2 separate regions of the Homo sapiens genome follow, and region 1 is linked to region 2. A link is a loop called in an ENCODE intact Hi-C map of the cell type or tissue named here. Cell type or tissue: left ventricle myocardium inferior. All regions are shown on one strand. Each heading gives the region's core, and the rest is flanking DNA. Links, peaks and the distances in the headings are about the cores only.

Evidence for each region. Peaks named below come from ENCODE experiments on the same cell type or tissue, not always from the same donor. Only the 100,000 strongest peaks of a DNase experiment are listed, where the experiment ranks them.
Region 1: a loop joins it to region 2, with 4 times the contacts of the local background. A loop is called at or near these places in 85 of 110 quality-filtered maps.

The regions. Positions count from the first base shown.
Region 1 is chr1:110,401,263-110,404,017 of GRCh38, forward strand. LAMTOR5 (late endosomal/lysosomal adaptor, MAPK and MTOR activator 5) reads right to left here. Exons shown (of 4, transcript NM_001382293.1): 3 at 2,657-2,755; 4 at 1-321. The coding sequence ends at 261. Among named protein-coding and RNA genes, the nearest start is that of LAMTOR5, 5.1 kb to the right of the region's middle. In left ventricle myocardium inferior, for the core only: no CTCF peak of the experiment used is centred there; no DNase peak of the experiment used is centred there.
Region 2 is chr1:110,346,104-110,348,877 of GRCh38, forward strand. It overlaps RBM15 (RNA binding motif protein 15), which reads left to right. Exons shown (of 3, transcript NM_022768.5): 3 at 205-574. Among named protein-coding and RNA genes, the nearest start is that of RBM15, 8.1 kb to the left of the region's middle. In left ventricle myocardium inferior, for the core only: no CTCF peak of the experiment used is centred there; no DNase peak of the experiment used is centred there; H3K27ac peaks cover 460 bases.

The DNA.
Region 1 (2,755 bases), core at 1-2,500, 55 kb after region 2:
AACAGATTTATTGAATACAGCAAAATTCTATATACAAAGTGACCTGGACCTGCTGCTTCAAAACATGATCCTTTCTTACTAATATCTTGATAGTCGGTCCATAGAGCATTAGAAAGCAATTGACTCTTAAATAAACAGAAAAGTGCCTAATGCACATTAAATGAATGGCCTAACTACTGGAACTTTAGTAGTTCTATAAGGTAATTAACATAGGTAGGATCCAGTTCCTATGACAGGCTGCTGAAGAACAGATATGAGCATCAAGAGGCCATTTTGTGCACTGCCACCGTGATGCCATCGTGTTTCTGGATCATAATGTTCCTGAAATGCAGGAAGAAAATATTCAGTAAAACGTAATCAGTGGGACTTCACTGCAAGATTAAAGATGTTGTTTGCTTTAGGATACAATATTTAAAATAATGTAATTGTTTCTACGTATAAAAGCAATATTTAAACATAACAAAACATTTGGGAAATACATAAACATATAGCATGTGAACACGAAATGAATCCTTAATCCTACTACACACAGACAACCACTGTTAATATTTCCCTGGTTCTTTGTTTCGGTTTTTTAGGCACTGTCTTGCTATGTTGCCCAAGCTGGCCTCAAACTCCTGGGCTCAAGCAATCCTGCTTCAGCCACCTCAGTAGCTGGAACTACAAAAAAAAGGCTTTACTGGTCTTTGTTTTCTTTGCATGTATATGATACAGTCATGTGCTGCATAACAATGCTTCAGTCAACAGTGGACCCTACATATGATGGTGGTCCCGTAAGATTATAATGGAACTGAAAAATTCCTATTGCCTAGTGACCTTTTAACCGTCCCAGCATCACATAGCACAACACACTACTCACATGTTTGTGGTAATGCTGGTGTAAACAAATTGTGCTGCCAGTCATAAAAAGTATAGCACATACAATTATGTACAGTACGTAACGCTTGATAATAATAAATGACTATGCTATGGTTTATGTATTTACTATACTTTTTTTCTTTTTTTTGAGACGGAGTCTTGCTCTGTTGCCCAGGCTGGAGGGCAGTGGCGTGATCTCAGCTCACTGCAACCTCTGCCTCCCGGGTTCAAGCAATTCTCCTGCCTCAGCCTCCTGAGTAGCTAGGATTACAGGTGCCTGCCACCATGCCTAATTTTTGTATTTTTAGTAGAGACAGGGTTTCACCATGTTGGTTAGGCTGTCTCACACTCCTTACCTCAAGTGATCTGCCCGCCTTGGCCTCCCAAAGTGCTGGGATTACAAGTGTGAGCCACCATGCCGGGCCTACTTTTTATCATTATTTTAGAGTATACTACTCCTACTTATTAAGACAAGGTTAACTATAAAACAGCCTCAGACAGGTCCTTTAGGAGGTATTCCAGAAGGTATCATCATTACAGGAGATGACAACTCCATGCATGTTACTGCCCTGGATGACCTTCCAGTGGGAGAAGATGTGGAGATAGAAGCCAGTGATATTGATGATCCTGACCCTGTGCAGGCCTAGGCTAATGTGTGTTTCTTCTTTGCTTTTAACAAAAAAGTCTAAAAAGTAAAAAAGTTTAAAAAAAGAATTTTTGTACAGCTGTACAACTGTTTTAAGTGTTATTATAAAGTCAAAAAGTTTTATTGACTCACTCAGAGCAACTTCCAGTGTTGTAAGCTCCATTATGGTAAGTGCCCTATTCAGATATACCTTTTAAAAAATTTCCCTATACCATACTTTTACTGTATCTTCTCTACGTTTAGATACATAAATACCACTGTTATAACTGCCTACATTATTTAGGCTACAAATCTTTGTAGTCTAAGAGCAATACAGCCTAGGTGTGTAATAGGGTGTACCACCTAGGTTTAAGTACACTCTATGATGTTCATACAACAAAACTGCCTGACACATTTCTCAGAACATATCCCCATTGTTAAGCAATGCATGACTGTATGTTTTTTCTTTTTACAAGGCTGTGATAGTAGCAGTTGTATATATATACTTTTTTTCACATATTATTCTGAGGACCATCACTTGGAATATCTTTAGTAATTTTATTGCTTTAGAAGTAATTTTTGGCTGGGTGCAGTGACTCATTCCTGTAATCCCAGCACTTTGGGAGGCTGAGGCGGGCAAATTACTGGAGCCCAGGAGTTCGAGACCAGCCTGGGAAACATGGTGAAACCTCATCTCTACAAAAAAATACAAAAATTAGCTGGGTGTGGTAGTGTACACCTGTAGTCTCAGCTACAACTCGGGAGGCTGAGTTGGGTGAATCGCTTGAGCCCGGTGGGGTTGAAGTCACAGTGACCCATGATCACACCACTGTACTCCAGCCTGGTGCCAGAGCAACACCCTGCCTCAAAAAGAAAAAAAAAAAAAGTAATTTTTATTCTCTGATTAGTTTTCCTTTGTGCTATTTGTTACTTTCTTTTTGTTGGTAAACTGATAGCTTCTGCCAATTCTTATTCTTCATTTAAATAGCATTGTGGCCTGAGAGCACATTAGCTTTAGGGATCAACTTGTCTGTTCCTGTGATTCAAAAGATTAAGAACTTTTCCCAAAGTAGTCTGAATAAGGAATCACTGATGAACACAGGGCCGGCCCCCGCCAATTTTACCAGGAATTTTTCTGAACAAAAAGGAAAGGATCTGCTGAAATCTACTCACCCATTATCTGATTCTAGACACACCACAGGAATATCAGTGGGGTCAGAGGTTAGCTTAGCTGCTTGCTGGGCTAGAACAGATATCACTCCAGCATGCTCA
Region 2 (2,774 bases), core at 1-2,500:
ACTTGTTATATGTCTATTCATACAGTAAATTCATTTCAAGGTTTATGCCAGTGGGTATTATTGGTGCTTTTTGAAGTTGAGGTGAACCATCCAGGAAGGTCTTGTTAATGTTATGTTCATCTATAATGGCATAGGGGAAATATATATATTTTTAATATTGTAAACATTTGTACTGAATAACCTTTTTTTCCCCCCCTCCGCAAGCAAAACTGGTTGAACAGCGGATGAAGATATGGAATTCAAAGCTCTAATGGACCTTTTTGAAGAGAAGTTGTGGCTTATGTGGAGTTTACATGGGCCTCTGATGGAAGAAAGCTAATCTGTTTAGTATTTGTGCATTTTACTAAAATGGCAGCTTAAAGTTGTGTATCTGCTATTGTGATGCCAATGCCGGTGTTTTAAGTGGAAAAAAAATGACCTCTTTGATTTGTGCTGTGTACACAAGATTTCTGGAAAAGTAAAGAAAAACCCTTTTTATGGCTCACACAGCTTAAGAGTAGCTGTCTCTCAAACGTGCGCTCACAGTTGAGCTGCTTTTGTTTTATTCTAAATAAATTGTTTCTTTTGAGGAAAATGTTTTTCTGCCTGGAAGTGAATTGACGGCAAACCTTTGACCCCTTTGTTTGCAGCCGAGGGGGTGCTTGCTGCTGCTCAGATCTTGTATGTCTTGAGCAAGAAGCAGGGAGACCATCAATTTCATTTTGACTATCACGGTGTGTCAATTCTGAAGGATCACTAGTGTTACTGTTGACCCCCTTTGTTTGCAGTGAAGGGGATCATTTGCTTCTCGGTTCTCAACGTGATGAGGAAATGGTGCTGTTTGCTGGCACGCAAGAAGCCGGGGCAGGCACCCTAAGCCTCACCACAGTGCCTGAGTCGGGGGCTTTTGCTGGTTTGAAGAGCTGGAGTTGCTGAAATTTAAGTTTTGATTTATTTTGTTCACCCATCACGTTTGGCCTTAGTTTCATTTTTAATTTGAAGAAAAGTTTGAAATTGCTTTATCTTGCACTTAACATTTGCACCAAATTGCCAAAAGAAGGAGAAATGCTCCGTTTGCTTTTTAAATGTTAATGATGATGTTAATAAAGCCTTTCCTGACACATTTGAGGAGCTCCTCCGTCTCCAGGGGCTTCTTACCAGAGTTATGCAGTGATGGGTTTAGTTCTGAATGGATGAAGAGTTCCTGAGAGCTAGCGTTTGTAATTAGAACCGTTACTTGGTATCTGTGCCTTATTTGACCTTTGGTTCCACATGCCTTGGATGTGCATGCACCGTGACGGTTTCATAGGTACGAACGCACACTCAGGCCCAGTCACTTCGGTTGGTAGTACAGATTGTGAGGAAAAAGATGGAGGCATCCTTAAGGAGGAAAAATGTTTGCCTTTAGTTCCTGCATTATCCTGTACAGAGGGGCTCCTGAGTTTTGGAAGCCTGTTCCCAGTACAGGAGAACAACTCCCCTGTTTGCAGCAGGAGACTTCAGTGCACGGTGACAACGCTGGAGTTCAAGAGGAAGCCAGCAATGCTGCACCATTGGCTTCAGACACCATTGTTGTTGTTTGCCAGTTTTAAACTTAACTAGTTGCAGACGAAGACCACCTTGAAATGCAGGCTTGTTGGGCTTGTTTTGAATTTTAACCTCGGATGGAAGAGCCCTAGTGCTGTCTGTCTCCATGCGGGATGATGATTGCTAGGCAACAGGTGATTATCAACAAAGGATGCCACGGTTATACTCTGCAAGGTGGTGTTCCAGTGGCAAACAGCTGTATAAACTCTTGTAAACAGGTAAGAGGGTTTTTAGAGGTCAAAATGCATTATAATTAATAGGGTGAGGGCTTTTAATGTTTTGGGTCTGTTTCTCTAGATGGAAGCCTTAAGGCACTCTGCTGCCATTACTAGCTTCCTTCACCGAAGTGTCATATTTCAGGTCAGAACTTTTGTTCTACTTGATATTTTTAAATTTATTTTTAACATTAAAAAAATACTTTTAATGTGGGAGCCAAAGTTTTAAAATCTTGGTTATGGATTTGGGACCTATAGCCTTTATGTCCTTTAAAATTTTGACATTTGCTGTTAACCTTGGCCTTTACCCTTAGTCATGATTTAATGATGCAGGAGGACTTACTGCTGTAAAAACGTTGCTTGTTTACGAATACTGATTTCTAAACTTCAGAGTTAAGACATTACAGTGTATAACAGCAACAAAAGTATGCCATCAGATTGTGAATGATACATATTTTAGCCAGGATTTTTTCTTTCTTTCTTTCTTTTTGTCCCACAGAGAGATTATAAAATTAGGCAACCTTAACTTTAGGGAAATTAATAAGCAGTGTTGAGAAGTCTGGCTTTTTTTTGTCTCCCCTTAACATTTTCAGTATTTATTTAGTTTTACCAGCCTTCTGAGCCCTTCTTCCCCACATTAATCAAGTTTGAAGCTTTGGCAACTTATCACAAGCCCAGCTTTTTTAGTATATAATACAACTTAGGTTTCCTTGCTTTATTTCAAATGGGATCAAAATTTTTGAATAGAATTGTTATTTTTTTCATCTCTTCTGGAAGACATCCAGTATCTAGTAACTACAATAGCTGATCTATACTAGCTACTTTTTCCACAAGATAGAGCTCCTTGGATTGTTTTGCTAGGCAGCTTATGTACCCATACTTTGATATAGTAAAAGGGAAAAAATGAAGTACAGTGGAATTTTTCAGGTTCTCAGTGTGTCATAAGAATTTTTAAAACAGCTGGTTATGAGATGATGGCTGCCATCTGAGGCT